3 separate regions of the Mus musculus genome follow, and regions 1 and 2 are each linked to region 3. The links are chromatin loops, found by intact Hi-C in ENCODE. Cell type or tissue: left cerebral cortex. All regions are shown on one strand.

Evidence for each region. A loop is a pair of places that touch in the nucleus more often than their neighbours do. Peaks named below come from ENCODE experiments on the same cell type or tissue, not always from the same donor. Only the 100,000 strongest peaks of a DNase experiment are listed, where the experiment ranks them.
Region 1: it touches region 3 in a loop (8-fold over the local background); 5 of 42 quality-filtered maps call a loop at or near these places.
Region 2: a loop joins it to region 3, with 4 times the contacts of the local background. A loop is called at or near these places in 5 of 42 quality-filtered maps.

The regions. Positions count from the first base shown.
Region 1 is chr16:94,989,844-94,997,843 of GRCm38, forward strand. Kcnj6 (potassium inwardly-rectifying channel, subfamily J, member 6) reads right to left here and starts at 7,853. Exons shown (of 4, transcript NM_010606.2): 1 at 7,344-7,853. In left cerebral cortex, a CTCF peak has its summit at 7,926; DNase peaks (open chromatin) are centred at 470, 3,527, 4,583, 5,335 and 3 more places; H3K4me3 peaks cover 4,374 bases; H3K27ac peaks cover 3,306 bases.
Region 2 is chr16:94,977,358-94,985,357 of GRCm38, forward strand. All of the region lies in intron 1 of Kcnj6 (potassium inwardly-rectifying channel, subfamily J, member 6), which reads right to left. Among named protein-coding and RNA genes, the nearest start is that of Kcnj6, 16 kb to the right of the region's middle. In left cerebral cortex, no CTCF peak of the experiment used is centred here; DNase peaks (open chromatin) are centred at 3,216 and 7,121.
Region 3 is chr16:94,879,046-94,887,045 of GRCm38, forward strand. All of the region lies in intron 2 of Kcnj6 (potassium inwardly-rectifying channel, subfamily J, member 6), which reads right to left. Among named protein-coding and RNA genes, the nearest start is that of Kcnj6, 110 kb to the right of the region's middle. In left cerebral cortex, no CTCF peak of the experiment used is centred here; DNase peaks (open chromatin) are centred at 3,266, 4,315, 5,054, 5,369 and 2 more places; H3K27ac peaks cover 3,775 bases.

The sequences.
Region 1 (8,000 bases), 110 kb after region 3:
GTCTGTCACTCTGACACAAGAGTTTGGGGAGGAGAAACTATGTGAGAGAGATGGAAACATCGCAGTCGCCACCTTGATTCTTCCAGCTCTGCCTTTCAGCCTTCTCCACATGTCCTGGCACTTCTCCCTCCCTTGTTCTCCCACAGCACTGACTCCACTCCTTGCCTCAGCACTAACCCCGCCCTGTGCTTCTATGGGGAAGGTGGAGAACTCAGTCCCTAAGGGTACCTGCTCTCCTGGAGGCAGACAGGCAGAGGCTCTGAAATATCCTTTATAAAGTGAATGATTTGTTTCCAGGAGAACATGGACTATTGTTAGGCAGGATCAACCCAAGCTCACAGCAAGTGTCTAACCTATAGACAGCTATGTGATACCAAACAAAACGCAAATTGCTAGTCAACAGTGAGCACCCAGTGCTGGGAGACAGCATCTAATTCTCCAGCATGCTCAGACACAGTGTGGGTGTAATTGTCAGGATTAGAAAGCCACTCCTGAGCAAGGGCTGTGAAGTGGGCTCTGCTTTGCCTCTACTCTGGCAATTCAGCAAGCAGAAGTCAAATCATATGAATTTGCACCTCTTTTGTTAAGCATCATCTACACCCACTCCAGAAGTCAAGAGATCCCAACGAGTTTATTTTAAATAATACATTCATCCAAGAATGGCTTAAGGGTGCCACCAACTTCTAACCCACACCCCACACAACCTTTGTATGGTTGGGATATCTCATCTACCCCTCTTTTCTTATTCCTAACTCATATTAGCTATATCATACATCTATAATGGTATATATGCTGAAATCTCCCACGTGCGATCTGTAGACCTTTGTCCTGGGCAGGGTTAAGCTCTGATTGTTAGGTCTCCCTGAAGTTAGGTGTGGCTTTAAAAGACAAGCAGAAACAAAGGCCTTTCCTCACTCTTGTTTGCTAGCTGGTATTAACACTTGGGAGGACATGGAACTCGTGCTTCAACGTAATAGTGTTCATTCGTCTGGGTCTCCAGGTAGCATCAGCAAAGCCCGAGTACAGTAGTGAGAAAAACCTTCTATTTGGTTAAATTGCTTCACTTGGGGATTTTATGTTGTAGCAGTTATGCAATGATAGTGGTCCCTTTACTCTATGGGGGGCCTAATACGAGATACCTGGTAAGTACCTCAGATCACAGTATCAAATGTTGTATATGCTTTGTTGTTTACACGCGCACCAACAATAACATTTTCTTTATACATTATTGAGAAATTAACAATAATAGCATGATGAATAAAACAGAGCAACACACTCCAGCAGAACTTGTGTGGATGCATGCTGTTCTGAAAGGCCCAAGACAAATGTTAGTATCCAGACCAGAGTAGCCAAAAGTATAGAAAGCCTTTGTCTAACGACTGTGACTGCAACACAACACTCAGCCTCACTGAGGACAAAGACCCAGCAGTGCCTGCTACTTATAATATGCTTCTGGCTTGCTGGGTGTTGCTCAGAGCTATGCACTGTAGGCTGGTCCCTCTGACATCCCTGTGTGTGCACTGTAGGCTGGTCCCGCTGACATTCCTGTGTGTGTACTGTAGGCTGGTCCTCCTGACATCCTGTGGAGCTCCTGGTTTCATTATTTCCATTGAATAGATTGGAAAGCTAAGGCACAAAGTTGCTGCAGCTAGTATAATAGATTATTTCATTGTCTCTAGTTATCCACCTGCTATGCTGTTTTTCTCTTTACATCTTATTTTAGACTGGGTCTCATCATGTAGCCCCAGACATCCTGAAGCTACTTAAACAAACCTGACTGGCCTTGAACTCATAGAGATCTACTTGCCTCTGTTCCCTGAGTATTATTGCCATCAAACTTTCTGCCCTGGAAGAAAATGAAGTCTATGATATCATCATTGCTGAATGGCTTGCGTTATCTCACTGTAGAGGTAAGCCACATTTCCATCCCATCAGCCACTGGCAACTGTGTGGCTTAGCTGACATTCTTCTTTCCCTTGCCTGGGAACAGAGTGTTCCAGACCAAACTGGTCCTTCAGCTTGGATCTCTGAATGAAGAAGACACAGGGGCAGAGCCTCTGCTAGCCAGCAAGGGAGGCTCAAGGGAGTAGCGAGCCTTTGTTTTACAGCTGCTGTGACTCCACTGAACCCAGAGAGAAGAGACTAATACACTTAGACCTCTATCTAAATACATTTATGAGACTCCAGAGCCAGGGCTCTTAACCAAGGAACAAATCACCTGTCAAGCAAGCTGCAGCACACATACAGGAATTCCTGCTGAATGACACGAAAGAAATGCAAACAAACAAACAAACAAACAAGCCAGTTCTCATGTTGCACAGGGAAAAAATAGATGCCTGTAAGTTTAAAGAGAATAGAACCAAGATTTAACCTAAACCTGCGGATGTGTTTCCCGCATGGTGCCTAACTGCTCTCAGGCTCCACTCAGCAGCCACTGCATGGGGATCTTTTCATGCACGTATGTCCCTGCCAGTCCTTTTGTTAAGATCTGACACCAGAAATGGTATCTCTGTGGCTAAGGATTGGACCCTGTGGGGGAGGAGACTTAGCTAAAATTTGTTCAGTAGACATATCATCATTTCATAGTTTGTGGTCCTGGATCAAAGCTGAGTAGCGGAGAGGAAAGGGTTAAGGACCTCTGCCCAACCTGGATGAATCTGCATAGAGGTGAATCAAATCAAACCATGTGGATAAAACTCAGCATTCACTTTCTGTACAGCAGTTAGTAAAGTCGGTAGATAGTCTTCCTGAATTTTTAACAGTGTACCAATTCAAATGGCTATTTGAACACTGATCACTGAGTAAAGTAATTCTCTGGAGGTTTAAATAACTATATATTAATAAGCAGATGCATATAATTGGTTTGGGGTGTGACTGGATGGAGGCTATAGATTAGGACACATTTAAAGATATCAAAGGCATGTAATGTTACCATTAATTAATGCTGCTGAATGATATCAATCAGGTGCATATTTTAGGCAGTGTAAGGATAAACCTTGAATCCCATTAGCCTATTAAGTGCGATTGCCATGACCCCTTCTGTAATGGATCCTAGTTATTTCTAGAAGCAACTGTTCATCATTATTCAAAATATATTTTATACCAAATGGCTGTGTGCTGTTTTGCTAGATTCTCAAATACTTCAACTGCCACGAATGGAAATGGCAGCTAGCATGGAGCTCCTAAGGCTTTGGAAGCATTCTGATCCGTTCTCAGCGTAGCAGCCAATTCCTACTTTCCTGTTAATACAAATTTCATAGTTTGGTAAAACTCTAGGATGAATTAATTCTCTTTTGGCACTTACGTGACAATTATTACAAACCGAGGAGATCACAGGTACGAACCCATTAAGTTCTAAATCTGAATTAATATTCCACCAGGCGTAAAGTTCTCATACAAACTATCACAAATGTGATTTAGAAAGAATGATCCTTCGGAGGAAAACAAAACCTGCCTCTTTCTGCTCTCCTTCCCCTTCTCCTCCTCCTCGCCTCTTCCTTGGCCTGCTCTCCTTTCCAGCCCACATGTTACTTCTGTTGTATTTGAGTGAGGGTGAGGTTTTGTTCTGATCTGGCTTAGGCCGAGCTTCCCTTTGTGCTGGTTCCCATCAGCACGGAATCCTGGAAGGCAGACTCGTTTTTTTTCTATTTGTAAACATCGGGGGATGGTGCTAAGGTTCGATTAGGGTTTATTCACATGTTTTAATAGCCAATGGGCCTTCCTGCTGTTTATTCTAAAGCTGCTTTTCCATTTATAAACACTCTGTAAATTAGAAAGGGTTTGTAAGAGGGAGAGAGGTAAAGAGGGAGAGAGGTAAAGAGGGAGAGATGTAAAGAGAGAGAGAGCGAGAGAGGGAGAGAGGGACAGAGGGACAGAGGGACAGAGGGACAGGACAACACATTTGCCTAGCTCAAAGGAAACCATCTATGTGAGTCCTACAGACCCAGTAAAGACTTGGGCCATAGACACAAATGTGCTGCTTGCTGATGTCTCAGAGATATGAAGCTAAGGCATCTGTGTAATTTTTGAAAATTATGAGAATGAGAATGAGACCTGCGTGCAGGGACAGATCTTATGGAGTTGCTCTCCTTAACTCATCTTATGTGCAATGGGTAAACCGTTGATCTGGAGTGTGCTGTCGACCCCAGAAGGCACAATGGCACTTTACTCAGTGATAAGCCACCAGGAAGGAAGCAAGTTGTAGTTTGGAAAATTAGGACCGAATCTATAAGCATGGAATCCTCTGTGACTAAAGGCTATTAGGTGAGAAATCAATTGATTACCACACAGAATCCACTGGAACTAAAGATAGAGCAGTTTCCTAATCTTGCTTCTAGATAGCCTTCTCTTCTAAAGTTTATGAGAGAATCTGAACTTTAAATCCCACAGACAGGCCACTTTATCCAACAGCCTCTGCTGCTGCATGCCTCTAATCTCCACTTTCCTTCTGTTGGTAACAGCAGATGGATCAAAGCCAGAGTACAGCTTGTTTAAGTCCCAAAATATTCTACACATCACTTCTATTTCAGATAGCAAGCCGTATAAATTAAAACATGGACAAACTTGTCAACAGCCATCAGGATTCAAAATTCAAAAGCCAGTATAATCCCTCACCCCCTTCCCCGTGTTCAGAACACACAGCTCTAACTTCACCAGCTAGAGACGAGTTAAAAATCTAACAGCTATATACATATTGCTTTAACCACGTCCCAAACACTCTGCATGCATGCTCTTTAGGAAACATCAACATGTCCACTGTGTTGGAAAGCCCAGTTTTATACCACGTTACAAGTCAGTACCAACTTAAGATCTCACACACAGATGTGTCCTCAAGAGAGGATTTCCTTAGAAGTGCTGCTGACATTCGACTCCCTAAACCTTGTTGATTCCGTACTAATTGAAACCTGCACCCACTGCATCCGGATGCCACCGCTCAAGGCTTTTTACTTGATATGCAGTAGCTGGCACTGTGTTTAATCAGCTAAAACTGACGGGGGCCATGGCCTGTGAAGGAAAAAAAAAAAAGCAAAGCAAACCAATGTCTAGCAAGGTAAGGTGGAGTGGATCCTGGTACTCACCTGAATCAATGTCCAGATGAACTTGAATGCTAAGACTCCCCCAGCACAGGTTCTCCTTTGTTTATATTACTGGGAAGGATTCCTCCCCCCTCACTGTGTCTGCAATCGTGGAAGCCAGTTACCGTGCTCATAAGCTGACTAGAGGAGCTCACAGCCGGCTTCTGCCTCCCTAACTCTTGCTCCTCATGGTGCTGAGGACCCAGCCAAGTCTGGATGAAGGGCAAACTGTTTCTCTACTCTCTTGGATCTTGGGACCCTAGGCAGGAGTTGGTTGGCTGGTCTCTTACTGGTCAGGATGCTATCATGGCACTTTCCCAAAATCTATGTCCAAAAGAAAGTTACAGAAGGGTGTGAGAGAGGCAGGAGCCTGTGAACGTTTTCTGTGAGTCAGATACTTGGTTCAAATTCAACTGTTTTCCTCGGGATCTGATCTCACTCGAGCACACGTGTGTGTGTGTGTGTGTGTGTGTGTGTGTGTGTGTGTGTGTGTGTCACACACGCGCTTGTGCGTGCGTGTTTCCTTTCCTCGAGGAGGGATATTTTCTATGTTCTCAGGTCAGCTTTGATCTTTTGCGGTTTCAGTGTTTATTTTGAGCAGTTACTCTGATGCACCATCATGCATGAAATGGTTGATTTGCTAACTCCTGTGTGCCACATAATTCCATGGATAATCTGACACCCGAATTCAGCACGAACAGGGAATTTGATAGATAGAGATTGCCTTCCCAAGACCACAAGATCTAGAGTTTGCTAGGGGCAGCCATCCTATCAGGGACATGAACTCGCTGCACCTTGCTCTGGCCTTGGTGCTGAAACCAGAACCTGCTCAGAATGGCATCTACGGAAACTTTGCCATGTTGGAGGAGAGCCTGACAGGATATAAGTGCCCTCTCGTGGATCACTCTTAGGGAGCTGGACCCAGCTGATACCCTAGGATACCCTTAGGGCACACGGTGGGCATTTTTTTGCCTGGAGCCAAGAAAGTTTTGTCCAACGGTTTTTCCTGTCGCTGGAGCTGCTATGTCTCCTCCCACCTGGGTCGCCATGGAGACTCAGCGCCTTCCTTCTCCAGGCAAAATGGGCGAAGCTTAGTTAGCTCAGCCCTGATTGTAGCAAGCCCACTTTCTCGGACATTGTCCTTCTCCATTTTTATTTATTTATTTATTTTTTACCAAAAGAAAGCTAGCCAGGGCATTAGTGCTTGAACGGAAGTGCATAGCACACGGTACCTGAGAGCTCCCCAGGACCCGGAGACTTTGGAGAAAGCAGTTGGGAGCACACTGAAGCTATAATGAATTGCAAACTCCCAGACACTGGAGGGTTCCCCCCTCTCAGTCCTCTCCTTTTGGGGGAAGTAGAGGTGAAGAAGGGGTTGTTTGGAAAATTCTGTTATTTCCTTTTCAATAAGCTCAGGTTGTTTCTGTGACCTTTTCTATGTAGATCTGTTCCCCCTCTAATATTCTCTCCATATTGAACCCTGTATATATACCTGTGGATCCACCCAGGGCTTATTAGGCGTGGGGAATAAGAATACCATTTCAGTTAAAAAACTAACCCAAGCTTAACGTCTTGATACAAATGAACACATATCCAGAGAGAAGCTAAGTTAGCAGATTCATCTAGCCCCTAAATGCCATAAACACTTCGTGTGACCCTGGTGTTCCCTGCTTTCAGTTAGTTTACTTAGTCCTTGTCTTTCATCAGCACGGCACATCTCGGGTTTACTGATGAAGACTATGAGAAGTCCTCCCCTGTCTCAGGTTCATTTCGCCCTTCTGCTCACTTTTCCTCCTTCGCATCCTCTCCTCTTTATGCCCAAACAGAACAAGGCTACCGCTTTCCACCAAGACAATGGGCTTTTCCTAACTCTCCCTGCCTACCCCACCAGCCGCCCCTGCCTGCGGGATCATCTGTATGTTTGATCTTCACTAGAGGTGCTGGAGCAAGGTCCACAGTAACTGACCCATTCTCTAGCGCCCAGGGCAGGCAGACCCCTCCTCCCGCCACCCACCCAGGCGAGTTTTTAAGCAGCTAATGAAAACCCTATGAGACACATTTCCTTTTGGTTATGTAACCAAAGGCAGCTTTTCCTGCCTCTGGTGGACTTCAGCATCATGTCTCCGCTGAGTAGGGAATGCAAGCAGCCACAGTGGGGCTGGGGACCTGGCAGCCAGGACCCGAAGGCTCGAGGATCCTAGGACACGGAACATCTGTCTGGGATCCATGCCAGCTCCTCGCTTTCAGCAACTCAAACGCACTGCTTACCTTGTAGTGGACAGGGTAGGTTCACTCCATCCTGATCGCCTCTCTCGGAACGGAGCAAGATTCAATAATTCACTCCACGGTGAATGGCGAGGGAAGAAAATACAAGAAAAGGAGGAAACAGACCAACTGGAAGCAGATGGTCCAATTTCACATCAGCCCCGGCAGGCTTTCAGGAGACTCCATTCTGCTGCTAGCGGTTGGGTCCAGCTCCTGCTCCAGCTCCGACTCGCCGGTTCCCGCGGATCCCCACCCTCGGCCCGCCCAACCTCTCCAGCCAGGTGCTGCCGTCTGGTGACTGGCTCCCTCTGGCTGGAGGGCTGGGCGCTGGGGCCACCGCGGGGCAGAGGAGTGCGCGTGTGGGCAGGGACTGAGGAGGAAGCCCGGTTGCGAGGAAACTGGGGGACAGCCTTGAGTGGCAGAGGGAATAAATCCTCGTTTAGGAGCAAAGTGATAGACCTTGCAGGGAGACGTCATGAAAGCCGCAGATTCAACGAATGCTACTCGGTTCCAGCCCCACGGGCTGAGCCGCGCTGTCAGCGCACGAAGCGACGCGTCTCTGGATAAAAGCGGGCGCAGCGCCGCGCGCTGGAGAACCGAGGCGACACAGTGATCAGCTTCGCGGCGAGGCGGAAGAGATGGAGCCGGACCCTAGCTGCC
Region 2 (8,000 bases), 98 kb after region 3:
TAGGGGCAGCCAACTTAGCTGCTATAGAACACAAGCGCACATGGCTTGTCTTTTCCACGCGTGCACACCAGTGAGTGGCTAGCTCACTGTCTATCTCTATGGGTAGGCCCCGGTCAGAGAAACCTAACATTTTCACCTTCCTTAGTCCTGTTTCAAAGTGCTTAGCCCTAGAGTTATATGCCACGGTTTTATTACAGCGTTGGCACCTGGCTGGTCCATGGACTATGCCTGCAGGTTTGTTGCTTTGAAAATGGACTGCAGACAAACACCAAATAAATACACCAAAGCTTGATTTGAGAAATGACTTGGCTATAATAACACAACTCTGAGGCAGGAGACTTCACCCACTGGCCCTTATTTTCCTCAGATATCTCTCCTGATAACTCTACTCCAAGCCAGAGTGATCTTCCTCCCCCATGGCTGCTCAAATCTACAAAATACACCCATCAGTGATTCAGGACCTGCCTCTTACGCTCACCTAACCGTTTGCTATGTTCCCACAGAAATACAGCGCTCCATATAAAATCCCCAGGAACAATTTGCTTCCCAAGAACAGGGGAAAGAGCCGAGATAGTTTTTTTCTGCTCACCAACACAGTGTGAATGAATGAGGGGCATTAAATACTGGTCAGGCTGCAGGCCACTAAGAGAAATGGATAGGCCGAACTTGCTCTTTCTTTCAGAAGACTCCTCGGTGTTTGGCTCAACCCTGGCATGTTCAGCAGTCAGCATCCCGTGAGACCAGAGTCTCCCTGCTTTGCCTGGGAGCCCGCACTTCCTGGGACTGTGAGATTCAGATACTCGCCTCTGTGAATCTGATAGACTGCTAGGGTTCTATTACAAACCAAAGTGGGTGTGCCTTGTCTGTCTCTTTCCTGCATGCATGCCAGGAGTTCATACACTTAATTTGCTGGACCTGTTGAAAAGATAAAACATGACCCAGAGAAGTAAACAACAAAAGCAAAGCCACGGACCATGAGTGTCTTCAAGGAAAGCTACAGGGACTGGAGTCTGAAAGTGCACCGCGGAGGAGCCGTGGTTGAAGGGTTTCCTCCGGGGTTGAGGCTGTTTTGTGGAAACCTGTTCAGCGTGCTGTCAGCAGGCACTATAAAAACAGTGTTTGGCATTGAGCACTGGAGGCCCCAGGGAAGATACACACACGTCAAAATGCCACCTTCAGAATAACTAGCCTTTGAGGATAATTGAATTATTCCTGGGTGTGGAGTTATAATGTCACATCCCTGCATGATTATTGCTTCGTTTATGGCATTTTTTATATATAAAAGAATTACCTTCTCCAGAGAGGAGCTGGGCTAATAAGCATTGCTTATAAATATGCTCATTTTCAACCCCTTTCCCTCAGACTGTGATTTGAAATTCCAAGCAAATCACTGCTAGGGCTTGCAATGATTTATTTAGCAGTGTTTTGAGCCAAGCAAGATGTTAGATGAATTGAAGGCAATGGTGGATGTGTAGACATGGCTGTGGCAGGTCACTTGACCCCTGACCTAAGCCAGCGAAGCGTTGTGGGAAGAAGCCAGGGAAGACTCAGGTGACAGACATCTTCAGCAGCCAGGCCTGGCAGTAGACACCAGGAAGCCTCGTTGTTTCTCAGGAGGTTGCGTTTGCTCATCTGAGATTCTGTCACCACACCCAGGGTTCTAATCAACTCTGTCCATCACTGAATTGCAGAGGGAGGGAAGGGGGCATGTACGTGGTAGAGAGAGAGGAGCAGGATGGGAAAGAAGACAGACATGGCTGCGAGGAGCGTCATCTCTAAGCTCTGGTGATGAAGAAGCGGTCTTCTGCGATGTTCCCCATGTACACAGTTCTCATTTCACCTGGCAGGGCCACACACCTCAGCGTTTGTCACTGGACTGTGAGCCTCCTGAAGGCAGGGGCTGTGCACCGATCATTTCTTGGGCCTGCCTCTATCCCTTTATTATGATTTGGAACAACCGAGAAAGACAAAAGTCTGCCACGTAAGTCAATAAAATACCTGACTGGGTTATGCGCAGCCAAGGAAATGAGCCGAGTGAGTAGGGAGGGCTGGAAGTAGGAACAAGGTGCTGGCTATGCCCTCAGCTTGCATCCCACCTACTGGGCATGACAGGTTTGAGGCAGCTCTGTGGAGCATCAGTCGGGGTGCCAGCCACCGCTGGACCTTAGGAACTGGAGAGGAAGTGGGATGTCTTCAGAGCAGAGTTGCGTTGTGTTGTCGAACTCCAGAGAGCACCAAGCACTCAGCGGCTTCCTGGTAATCACCTGTGTGGCTCCACACCCTTTCTCGTGGCTTCCTGGTACTGAAGCAGCCATCGGCTGAGTTGGCACCTTGCCAACAAGTCAGCTGTGACAAATGTGGGCTGTTGTGGACTCGGCCATGCGTGAGCTAAAGCCAGGCTATGTCCTGCTTGGGTTCACCTGAGGTCAGTGCCAGATACAAGGGGAGGCCTATTGCCCTACATAACGTTTTCCATCCCCATGAGAAGGCCTGGGGTGGTCTGATGTGTTAGAGTTATAAATAGCCATGGTGGAGCTTGAAGCAGATGTCCAGATATTGGGAAAACTTCAGTGTCTGCCTCCCAATGAAGTGTGTATGGTTATGTGAATGTAACGTATGCTCGTGTGTGTGTGTGTGTGTGTGTGTGTGTGTGTGTGCATGAGTGCATGTCCATGCATGTATGTCTATTTTTCTGTTCCTTTCTCCTCCGTGTATGGTGTGTTCATTTTTTGCTTGTGTCTCTTTCTCTTTCTGTATATGTGTGTTGGGGCTCGTGGTTGCGTTAGGAGAGAGCTGGGTTGGGTAAGGGAGTGTTTAAAATCAGCAGAACTCTCCCGAGCTCGGAGCTGAAGTGGTCTGGTGTTCTCTGAAAAGCCCACAGTAGGAGCAGAACAACCCTTTGGTTTGCTGGTACCCTACTTCTTATTTCCAAAAAAAAAATGGCAGCGAGCAGGCCTGGGCATGGGGGGATGGAAGTGAGGTGACTATTGCTGGTTTCTCTTTGGGGTTCAGTAGGTGTGTACTGAGCCCCTTCTCTGAGGCGAGAGCTGAAGCTAGCACTATTATCTACTTTTGATGACATGCTGTTTTTGCCCTCAGGAGCTGTGGGTTGGAGAGAGGGCTGGGTGGGAGATGGAGTCTCTGGAAGAGGTGTAGTTTCTGCATGGAGAATATGAGGGAGATTTGGAGCCAGCCCAGAGCTGGACAGCCGGGAGTGGGAAGTGTGTTCCTGATGCAGAGGAAGGCTGTAGAGGATGCATCCTTGGCATGTGACTCTGTGTGTGTGAGCTGCACAAACTGTGGACTCTCCATGAAGACCAAAGAGGAGTCTGTTTCTCATGGTCCCAGAGGCTGGGAAGTCCAAGGAGAAAGAAGCCACCTCCTCCCTGTGTCTTCACATGGCCTTGGTGCATGCATGGAAAAACTCATATGGTTATGAATCCCACTATGAGGATCTACTCTTGTGAGTCTATCTGACTCCAGTAACCTCCCACTCACCCACGCCCAATATTGGAGGTGAAGCGTTCAGAGTCTGAACTCTGAGAGGAGGGGTGTGCCCAGGCTGTGGGAGTCTGCACGTCATGGACAGCTGAACCTGACTTGTCCCTGGAGATGAAAGCTATGACAAATGGAGAAGTTTGTACAGAGTGCTCCTGGATCTTAGGAATCAATTTCTCACAAAGAACAAAGCTTCCTTGGGAGGGGGGAGGGACACCATGCAACCGAGCACCATGGCTTGGAAGCATCTGAGAGGGTGGAGATCTTCCTGTCAAGTGCATGCAGGTAAAAGAATTCAGGGAGACATCCCCAAGCTTGCTCCTCTAAGATGCTGTCTGGGTTCACTGTATGGGGTGGTCTATCTGTGTGCACAGAAAGGCTTCTTTCTCCAGTTTCTAATGGTGTGGTCAGAATGGTGCTTTGGGTGGACAGATGAGCCTCCCAGTGTTCAAGATACACAGCACAGTCCAGTATCAGTCTCTGGGTAATAGAAGTGTCAGGGAAGGGGGCTGCTCAAGAAATGTTGAGTTGTCTGAGCCCTGGGCACAGAAGGTAACGGAAGCTGTGTCACACAGATAGTAGAGAGTGGATTTACTGTCCCCCTGGTGACATTAGGTAGATCCGATCTCTCCCTCTGGTTTCTTCCAGGAAGCAGTAGCCCGAGACAAGCCCAGCTCCAAAAGACAAACTCCAGCTTCTTGTAGGTGAGATGCAGGTGGGGAAGGCTCACCTTAGAGACATGCCCAGAAATTCCAAGAAGACATTTCGGTGAAGATCGAAAACAATGCGAACAGTCTAGCTCTCAGAGGGCCTTCAGACTTTGAAAACTGCCGTCTTCCACCAAAGAACCTGGGATGACTATTTTATGGTCACAAGGCCCTGGTATGTGAATATATTTAGAGGTCAAGGCACATACAGCAAGGACACAGGCAGCAGGCAGACCAAGGCTGCCTGTGGCCGAGCCCTGACCTCAGTTCCTTACCACCTGCCTCTCCTCAGCTGCTTCTGTCCTTCCTTAGCTCTAGCTCTGCTTTAGTGTTGGTCTTTGTTTTCGCCTCTAACCTGTGGTGTACCACTGTAGCCCTCTGGAGAGGTTTCATTGCCTATTGCTGCTCCAAGTTGCCCTCCACCCATAGAGCCTCATGACTTTCTACACATCCAAAGTAAACCCCCAGCTCCACCAGAACTCAGACTTCCATGCTGTGGCTGCTCCCTCTCACCCTGTGCTGTCAGGATGTCTTCCTGGTCTCACTCTTAGTGGGGCCAGGCACTGGGATGAGCCCAGGAGCCCGAGTCTTCAGGAGCACTGTGCTCAAGCTGGGGGTGGGGGGACACTGGTTTTCGCTTCTGTGACAGAATACCCGACAAAAGCACCTTGCGGGAGGCAGACTCTACTCTGGCTTACAGTTCAGAGAATACAGTCTGTCGTGCCAAGGAACCATGGCAGCTAAAGTGGCTGGGTCTGTGTGGTGGTTTCCGTTTCAGTGCACCCTGTTGGGACTGATCAGCTTGTCGTCCTCAAGCCCTGCCTGTGCCCCTTCCTGCTATTCATAAGTTCCCACAGATTCCCAAGAGAATGCCACTAGCCGGGGACTGAATGTTGAAACCATGGCACTGGGCCACCTGCACACATGTCAAAGGACTTGCTGGAAGTAGGTATGCCTCGTGTCTACAGTCAGAATGCAATGGCAAAACTCATGGCTGCACCCTGCACTTCAGGCAGTGGCTGGATTCTCTTGTCCCCTCTTGTTCTTTCCCTTCCCATCGATCTGGATTTTCCTGTCCTTAGGGGCATCTTCCTTTCACCTCCTTCCTGCTGGTCCTCGGTCGTCTGCCATGCTTCCTCAGCCTGGGCAATCCACATGTGAGGATCCACTTCTCTAGCTCATTCTTTGTCATCTTCCTGCCCACGTCAGCTTGTCTGCACCCGGAAAAGCTTTGCACCTGGGTGAAGGTTCCTTTGGAGTTGGGAACTGTTTTCCACCAAAGGGCCTTCAACCTATGATGGCTCAGGAGCCCTACATTCAGTCTGAGAAGAGAGAAGGGTCCTAGCCGTCTTTGCTTGGTACTCCCTGAAGCCTTTTGAAGACGCTCTGATGGTAGGAAGAATCAGAAAGTAATCACCAAGATTTGTGCTGCCGGGCAGACACACACATCCTCTAGGCTACTAAGATATTAAACCAGACAACCCGGAAGATATTTTGCAGATGTCAGTGAAGATCTGAATTGGCTGACTTTAAGAAAAGATCACGGCCTCGAGTGGAGTGAGGCTACTCAATTAAATGCTTAAAATAGCCTGATGTCCTCCTTGCAAGAGACAGCCAGAACTTGAGTGAAGTTCAGAGTTTGTAAAGGCCCAGAGGAGGGCACACACAGCAAGACTAAGAGGCACCTAAGGAGAGCTAAGGGGTGGAGTTTGTTCCTAGACAGTAAAGAAGAGGATGGGGGAGTTCAGTTATGCACCCGGAAGAACCCGAGTTCGAGAACAATCTACATTTTCAGGAGGACCCAAGATGAGTGCAGCCTGGAAGGCCTCTGGGTAGCAATTTTGTAAACACCCTACTAAGTTTGTACTTCTGGTGTTCAGAGACCAAGAGAGACTAAGTGGGCGGTGCTGGAGGGTGCTGGGTCTGTTACACAGCAAGAGCTGCCTGTGGCAAACCCTCACCTGCCAAGCCGGCTTCTGTTCTCCTTTATGACCTCCATGTTCTGCTACCACTGGGATCATGAATTGAACCAAGAACTATGCGTTTGGTGGGAAAAGAAGGTCACGCCTATAAAACGATCCAGTTTCAGCTAGAACAACAAAATACTGATACGTTAACTGCTTATGCCGTTTCCTCCTCTCTCCCCCTTTTCCTCTCCATCCCTTCCTTAATTTCCTTCCTTCCCACTCCCATCCTCCATACATGCCTTCCCTTTTTAATTTTGTGTTTCTGAATTTCCACATTGTACATAGCTGGCTTGTCCTAGTTAACTTCAGCCATCAATTTAACACAGATTAGAGTCATCTGAGAAGGGATTCTCAACTGAGGCATTGCCTAGATCAGACCCACCTGAGGGCATTGTCTTGGTTATTAACTGATGCAAGATGGCTCAGCCCACAGTGGGTGGCAGCATTCCCTAAGCAAGTAGCCTTGAACTGCCTCAGACAGCTACCCTAGCTAAGTGTGAGCCTGCGTACCAGCAAGCAGCACCCCCCTGTGGTTGCCACTGCACTTCTTTGGCTGTGAGTGAGTTCCTGGGTCAGAGGTAATGCTGTGTGATATATTTCCCAGACTTCCCTCTTAGTGCCTGCTTGTGTTCATGTCCCAAATTCCATCCGGCAGAGTATGAACTGGAAGGGTGAGCCACACACACCTTCCTCTAAGTTGCTTTGGTCATGGTGTTTGTCCCAGCGACACAAGGAAGCACAGTGCAAAGATGACAAAGACCTAGAGAAAGAGCAACCGGCAAGAGTCTGCCTTTGCTGGCCAAGCTACATGAGCGTAGACACCATAAACCTTGTGGGAAATGTCCTTGTTCTAGAGGGCTGCTCAAACATTGAAAGAGTAGACTGGGAGGGAAGCTACTTTCAGTGCAAGCTCAGAGAAAGTGGGTTAGTTTCTAAAAGTGAGGCCTCGCATAAATTCACTCCATTTCCATTTCTGTGGGTAGAAGATTCTAGGGTGGATCTGAAAAGAACCCTTTGGAAAAAGGTGCAAGTGTGAAGTGCTCCTTCCATCTCACACAGAACTCACAATGATTTTGAAAATGCATGTGTCTCCATCTGTCTATATACAGATGCCTGGGCATGCACACACACACACACACACACACACACACACACACACACACACACGCACACACACACACTCACACACACACGCACACACACTCTCACACACACACTCACACACACTTACACACTCACATACACACACTCACACACACTCACACACACTCACATACACTCTCACACACACACACTCACATACACTCACACACACACACTCACACACACTCTCACACACACACACTCACACATACTCACACACACTCACACACACACACTCTCACACACACACACACTCACACACACACACACACTCACACACACACACACACACACACACACACACACACACGATGAGTCTCACTGGAAATCACTATGCTGACCTTAGCATTGCTGCGACCTGGTGGACGGCATTCTCTGACCGATGTAAATTCCTTGGGTTATCTTCCTAGCCTAGGATTAAGCTGAACTGTAACCCAGGATGTCAAATTCAGTTGTTAGGAAAGAAGCTCTCTAGATCCGAGGTCTTTCATGTGTCATGCAAGATGTCTGATGTGTTGTGGTCATACAACTATCCTGAAGCCTCGTAGTTTCCTCTTGAAAGTTCTGTTAGTGTCTCTGTAAGTAACATATAGCACCAAAAAATAGTTTATGGTGACAAAATAACTGTAATGTGTAACGTTTCATATCCTCTTAGCAACGGAGGTCATGAAAAAGAACGTGGACT
Region 3 (8,000 bases):
AAGCCCAGCAGGGCAAGCATCGACTCCTGCAGCACTGTGTCAGGCATCTGGGGCACACCATGGAATCATCTGGGCTCCTAAGAGCTGTGGACCCAGCTGCTACCTGTAGCAAGCAGCTTCTCTCTTGGTCAGGCTCCACTCAGGGCCTGCAGCTTTCCTGGTATCCCAGTTTCTCTAACGTCCTGTGGTCTCTCCTCTGTAACTTGGGCTTCACTTTCACAGCCTCTCACAGTGGCTTCCCAGGGGCTCCTTGGAGGGATTATTGCCTGCTGTGCATTGCTGGCTTCAGTAGCCTACTGGCAGGCTGACTCATAACCGTGTGTGTGTGTGTGTGTGTGTGTGTGTGTGTGTTTGTGTGTATATATATATATATACCTACCACATACCTAACACACACATATACACTACACACATCTCTCTCTCTCTCTCTCACACACACACACATAACACCTACAAACACATCACAAACACACACATAACACACACACACACACACACACACACACACGTCCTGCTTGACGTGTGCTGGCTAAGACACACAGTGACCATTTTGTTCCAATCCCGAGGCTCCTGGCTGCAGAGAAGCAGAGAGAGCTGGGGTCATCCATGCTGACTTTCCAAAGCCAACCTTAAAGTTTTGGCAATTTTAGGAGGCACGTGTTAAATGCATCCATTTTATAATTAAGTTCTGTGAACTCCTACATTAAAAATATAAAAAAAGCTAGGGCATAATATTCAAAATACCACTTTCTCCTTGTTTAATGTGCCAATGTTTCTGTTGTTAAAAACTTGAGACAGGGTTTTAAGCATCCCAAGCTGGCCTCACATTTACTTTGTGGGTGAGCATGACCTTGAACTTCCTTCTGCCTCTGCCTTCTGAGTGCTGGCACCACAGGCCTGACTTAGGCAGTGCTGGTGGTAGAATCTGTGACCTTGTCAGTGCTAGGCAAGGACCTGTACCAGAGCCTCAGGGTCATTTCCATCAGCTGTGTCTGTGTGGTGTAAGCATATATCTCATGTCTGTGTGGTGTGAACACACCATCTCATGTCTGTGCAGTGTGAACATACCATCTAATGCCTGTGCCATGTGAATACACCATCTTATGTCTGTGTGGTGTAAACATACCATCTCATGTCTGTGTGGTGTGAACATACCATCTCTGTGCAGTGTGAACACACCATCTCATGTCTGTGTGGTGTGAACATACCATCTCTGTGCAGTGTGAACACACCATCTCATGCCTGTGCGATATAAACAGTGTCTCATGCCTGTGTGATGTGAACACACCATCTCATGCCTGTGTGGTGTGAGCACATCATCTCATATCTGTGTGGTGTGAACACGCCATCTCATGCCTGTGCAATGTGAACACACCATCTCATGTCTGTATGATGTGAACACACCATCTCATGCCTGTGTGATGTGAACACAGCATCTCATGTATGTGCAGTGTGAACATACCATCTCATGTCTGTGTGGTGTGAACACATGTTCTCTCTCTCTCTCTCTCTCCCTCTCTCTCTCTCTCTCTCTCTCTCTCTCTCTCTCTCTCTCTCTCTCTCAGTTTGTGTTTGTGGTACTACTTTGATAGTTGGAAACTGGCTGTGGTGGGAGTGTATAAACCAGGAAGAGTAGAGAACAGCTAGGCCAGGTTTGATTTGTTGCTCTGTTCTTTCTAGATGTTCTGAGCTGGGCAGATTTTGCCTCCAGGAGATACTTGACAATATCTGGAGACACTTCTGAGGGTCATAAACACCCGGGCTCAGGTGTTGGCATCTAAGGAATAATAGCCAGGGGTAAAGGTAACCATCCCACAATATGGAGGGCAACGTGTATCTCCCCAGCACATAGGGCAACCTGTATCCCGCCCCCCCTGGCTCCCAGGAAAAGACACATCCATGTTTGTCATCTAATTGTTACACTAGAATTCCAATAATGCTAAAGTAGAGAAACCCTGGTCTAGATTTTAAAAGTGATAGAAAAGTTCAATAATGGCACCAAGAAGATGGCTCAGGAGGCAAAGGTGCTTACACCAGACCGAGTTTGTTTTTAGAGACCCAGGTAGGAAGGAAAGCATCAACTCTGAAAGTTGTCCTCTGACCTCTGTGTATGCCATGGCCTGAGTCCTGTGCTGCTGTTTTCTCCAAATAAATGTAATAAACATAAGAAATTGGTTAAAAATGTAAAATAAATGTGGGTGTCATTTATATGCTTTTTACACTGTGAATTACACACACACACACACACACACACACACACCCCAAGGGCCAATTCATTGGTGTTTGAAAACTGTTATATAAGTCACTATAGATACTGTACAAATGTTTGCAAATGAGGAAAGTTCTACTGTTCATTTTGTGTGTGGTGTGGCATGTGTGTGATGTGTATGTGTAGTATGTGTGAGTGTGTGTGAATATGTGTGAGTTATATATGTATGTGTTGTATGTGTGGTGTATGTTTGTGTGTAGTGTGTGTGTGTATGTGGTGTGTGCATATGTGTGTGTTGTATGTGTGTGTGTGTAGTGTATGTGTGTATTGTGTCTGGGTGTGTGTATGTTCTGTGTGTTGTGTATGTATGTGGTGTGTGTTGTATGTGTGTGTGTAATATATGTGCACATGCATGTGTGTGAATGCACACACTCATTCATCCCAGCATCCGTGTGGACGTGAGAGGGTGCTGGTCCTCACCTTCCTTCTACCTTGTCTGAGACTGGGCCTCTTTTTTTAACCAATGTGTACCCCAGGCTAGCTGGTTCCGAGCTTCTAAGGATTCTCCTGCCTCCACCTCCCATCTTACAGGGTAAGTACTAGGATTATATATGTGCCACAGCATATGCCGTAAGAACCATGTAGAATGTATCACATGGCTACTATGCAGAGGATCTCTTGGCCTTTGACTCAGGGATGCTCACGTGTTAGTTTTTCTGAAGCCTGCTGATACACACCTACCGGCACAACATTGCATAGAGGCTGCCGAGAAATCTGATTTTCAAAGCTGCAGCCTCATCAGTGTCCCGCACAATATGGCTGTGGACTTCATGGCTAGTTCTGGGTGACTCTGTTCTCCAGGCCTGGGACAGCGAGCGAGCTGAGCACAGAGGCTGCGCAGATCAGTTTCCTGCTGGTGGATGTAATAGACTGCTTCCCCCACAATATCACAGTCTGACCAGGACACAGGGGAAGGCTTCAACCACCCCCACAGATCCACTCCAGGGGCCCGTCTCCAGTGTTTGATGTGGGCCATTTTGGAGGCATGTGGGCTGTCACCAGGGTAGAAAGGAACTCGTTCAGGCACAGAAGGGAAGGGGGTGGGTACTAGTCCCTGAAGTTTGGCAGGAATTTATTCATGCATTACATTTACGAGATCTCTCTGTAGCCCATCCCAAGCTGGAGTCAGAAACAGCCACTCAGAGGCTGGGCGGGCTTTGAGGCCAGGGACAAGGGGAGCAACCTGGGCTTTATAGACTGATGAGACACTAGGTGAAAGACATTATCAAGAACACACAGCACTGAAGGGCTTCTAAACTGAGACCAAGTCGGGACAAATGATTCACAAGTCTTACAAAGCTGGCTCTGTTAATCTGGTTCAATCAGACAGGCCATGTCTTAGTGCTGGGCACTCTGGATAAGGTCGTTTTCTGATCGGAAGACCAGATATCCTTATTCTAGTGAGAAAGATGGGAATTGAGGGGTCATCACTGCAGAAGAGCCTTTGATTTGTAGATTGTCTTTGGCGTGGGGCAAAGGCACATTGAGGTCACAGCACAACTGTGGTACCTCAGGTCTCAGAGACCTGAGTTCTGACTCCATCCTTCCCAGAGAAGCAGGTAGTGGGATTGGCCCATTCCTGGGAGGATGGTGGGTTACATGAAGATATCCTGACTGACAGTCCTGACCTCTTCCCACTTGCCAGCCACCCTGGGAACAATGAGACCGGAGCGTGAGGAAGTCAGAGAACTGAGCCTGTGGCCAGAGCTTCGTTTCTCTTCTGTCTCTCAGAATTAAAAAAAAAAAAAAAAAAGCTGCAGTTGCTTTGGAAAAAAAAAACCTTCTGAGATGAGAATTTGATTTTTGTGTTTCGACTAAGAGGAGATCGATTAGATTTCAGCTTAAAGCAGTGTTTGTATTTTATACACCAAAGCTTGGAAAATGCTCTGCACTGGGAGGGAGGCACAGGAGCTGGAAGGTCTGGGGAATCAGATGAGGGAACTGGAAATCTTTTTAGACATGTGGGATTTCATGAAAATTCTATTTCCAAAGAACTTGGGTAAAAAATTTTAAATTAAAATAGCGTAGGTGGCTGTGTGTGGATTTAAAAAAAAAATACCCGAGCGTCTGTATGAGTCAGCTTGAGTTGTCTGGCTTCTTCTCAGCCACATGTCAGCCTGTTGGTCCTTCCTCGGCTGTGTGGTTTGCAGAGTTGGTCCTTGGAGAGCATCCTATGTAGATCACCGTGATGTGGGTTATATGGTACGATCACCAGGCACATCGTCGTCCATTGACCCTTCCTAGGAAGCACTTGCTTTTATTTTGTTTTCTGAATTCTATTACTTAAAAACATTTATTTGAGAGGGAGGGAGCAAGAGCGAGAGGGAGAGCAAGCGAGAGGGAGAGCTAGCGAGCAAGTGAGAGAGGGAGAGAGAGAGAGAGAGAGGGAGGGAGAGGGAGAGGGAGAGCGAGAGAGCGAGAGAGCGAGAGAGAGAGAGAGAGAGAGAGAGAGAGAGAGAGAGAGAGAGAGAGAGAGAGAGAGAGAGAAGAGAGAGCGAGAACACTCAGAGCCATGGTGTGTATGTGAAAGTCAAAGCATGTCTATTGAGAGTCAGTTCTCTCCTGCTGCCTTGTGAGATACAGTGCTCTTTGCTTATGGAGGATCCACCTTGGAGCTGAGGGCAGTTCTAGCAGGCAACTGGTTCAGTTGGTCTGACCTTATACTTCCCATTGTCTGGGGGCAGTAAGAAAAGAGCTGCTTCCTATGCAGAAACTGCCTGGTGCTATGTGTTCTCTTGTTAAAGTACAACCTGACCACAGTAAGGACATTGGAGCAGGTACTTAAGAAGCCTGCCAACCTCCTGCTGTCTTTGCGGGTAGAAGCAGCCTTCTGCTCCATCTGAGGCTTCTCCAACCTCGCCAGAGAGGCTGCACTGGTCCCTAGCATGCACTGCTGCCGCTTCTTCTTAGGATTTTCTTCCTCTGCCTCCTGACCCCCTGCTAAAGCCATGGCAAGGGTCAGGTGCCAAGTGTGCCCTGTGAGGGAGTAGCCCATATCTCAAAAGATGTGCATCCTTCACATCACAAGATAGCAGTCTGGGCAGTATGTGTTGGGATGGGTTTAGACGTCTTGCTTTGTTGCTGGTAAAATCTGTAGCTGTCATAAGCTAGGCTCGTTACATAGGCCAGTTATGCAGAAGCTCTGTGCCAGGTGCCCAACCCACAGAGGAAGGGCTATTATGGTCAGTAAGGCTAAGTGGGAGCTGCTGGAACTATCACCTATACACATGTCACATTCCTGGAGAGACTGCAGGGTTTGCTCCACCTGCAGGACTCGAAAGAGGCAGGAGTGGGCCTCCCCGACACATGCACCCTTCCGGTGCACATGTTTGGCTTGTCCTGTTGCAGCTGCTGTTCCAGATGTGACTTCAGCTTGTGCTCAGGAGCAGATTATTACCCATCCTGGTGGGCGGCCGATCTGGAATTGCTCTTCTCCAGCAGGCTGGGGCTCAGCCTGCTTCCTGCTAGCAAGGTCATCAATTCACCCTCACTAGCTGACCTTAGGATCACACCTGCTCCAGTGTTGCACACCGGCCTGCAGGACGGATGGGCAGACATCACCCTGCATGTCCGCAGGACATCCTGATTGGATGAGTTGAGCAAGAAGTAGCAGCTATTTTAGGCCTTGCATGACAGAGTATGGAAGAGAAGCCCCAACAGGCTTAAGGAAATACCTAGGGTTCTGGCGGTACAGTACAGGGCAGGCACCAAGCCATCCTTCCTGAGGTAAAGGACGAGTTGCTGTATAAGCTCCTCCTACAACCTCCTGAGACCAGTGCTCAGTGAGCCCTTGCAGACTTTAAAAGCAGTGCATTCCCATTTGGCTGGGCCACTCTGGGCCACCCAGCAATAAAGCTGGGAGCTCCAAGTGGGGACTAGAACAAGAAGGGCTCTGCAACAGGTCCAGGCTGTCACACAAGCTGCGCTGCCACTTGGGCATGTGAGCCAGCAGATCTAACCGTGTTGGCAGAGGCAGTGGCTCAGACTATCTGACGCTATTGGCAGCGTATGGAGCTGAGCAGAGCGGACCCTTACCATCTTCCTGCCATCTTTGGAGACCTCCTCTTTAGGAGGCGAGGGTTTGGTATATGTACCCAGTAGGGGGATTTCTGAATCATATGGTCGCCTGTTCTTAATTTTAAAGGAGCCTCCCTCCATACTGTGTCCTATAATAGCTGTGCTAATTTACATTCCTGCGGAATGAGGCTTTCTGAGGCTGCTTAGCTGCCTCAAGTCCTCTTCAGCACCGCTCTTCTGTCTTTTTCTGTAGCCACCATTGTAACAGGAGTGAGATGGTTCCTCCTTATGTTTCTGATTTGCATTTGTGTTGCTTGTGAGCGACCAGGTAGGCTTAGAATTTCATCAGCTTCTCCACCGCTTTGGTCTTTTTCCTTCTTTTAAATAACCAGTTTAGGTTTTTGCTGTTTTAAAAATAGTGTGTGTGTGTGTGTGTGTGTGTGTGTGTTCATGTACCTGTGTCTGTGTATGTATGTTCAAATACCTATATGTGTTCGTGTGTGTGTGTGTGTGTGTGTGTGTGTGAGCTCATATACTTGAGGCTAGAGGTTGGATGTCTTTCCCCCATCCCTGTCCTTGTTGCTGTTTCTGAGACAAGGTCTCTTACTGAACCCAGATAAGTTTGTGTCATGACGACTGGTCAGTGAGTTCCAGAAATCTGCCAGTCCTCATTGCCCAGAGCTGGAATTGTAGCATGAATCACCATGCCAGGATTTGATGTGGGCTCTGGGATCTGAACTCAGGTCCTTATATTTGTGTCGCAGGCACTTTAATAACTGGGCCATATCTCCAGGTTTAATCATCCTTTTTGCCCTCTTAGATATTCCAGATGTCAACCTTTTAGCAGATATATAATGCACACACACACCCCCACACACAGTGTTCTTCACTGTATTGGTTGTCTCTCTGCCTTTTAATTTACTGTAACCGTTTGTCTGTCGTAGGCTTTTTGCCATACTTGGGGGTCTTTCCTCGCTGTCTGAGATAACTTGGATGATCTGAATTCCTAAAAGCTGAAACTTCCCTGGGAGAAGCATCTCTGCTGCCGAGTGGAAGCCCCACCATGTGCTACAGTTCAGGCTGCTGTGATGTGTGCATCACTTGCCTGGCCAGACTCACAGCCTCCCTCACAGAGCCATGCCTGTAGCATGTCTCTCACTGTTGTCTCCATGAGCTCTGATCCTATCCTCTGACAGCTCTTGGCTAATACGCTCGATCTAACCTTCTCCTCGGAGGTGGGTGGAGTGTCTGCTCATTACTATTTGGCTCAAAGAGGCTTTCCCACAGGGAGGCTGCAGTGTCTGTAGCTTCCGGTGGTGATCTCATGGTAGCTTATGCCCATGCATAGATGGCAATGGTGCCATGGCTGTGAATCTCTAGCGTTTTGGGCTGATGTCAATCAGCTTTATATGCATCACTTTGAACGTCTTAATCCTCTCTTTTACCCGCCCTCTGTTCCTCCACAAGGCAAATCTGGTTTGGATGATGCTAAGGAGAACATTGTGTCTCAGGACTTCCGTGGTCTATGGTGCTCTGGGCACAGGAGGTCCACAGGAGCAGAATAGCTCCCCGTGTGCTGGGCACCATCTTTCCTGAACATGGAGTTCTTCTCAGAAGAGCCGTGTTAGGAGGCATTCCTCACCTGCCCGTGGCCATGGAGGAAGTGATCCTGTTGAAATCTTGTCTCATTAGCTAGCCTTTTACTTTACCCATG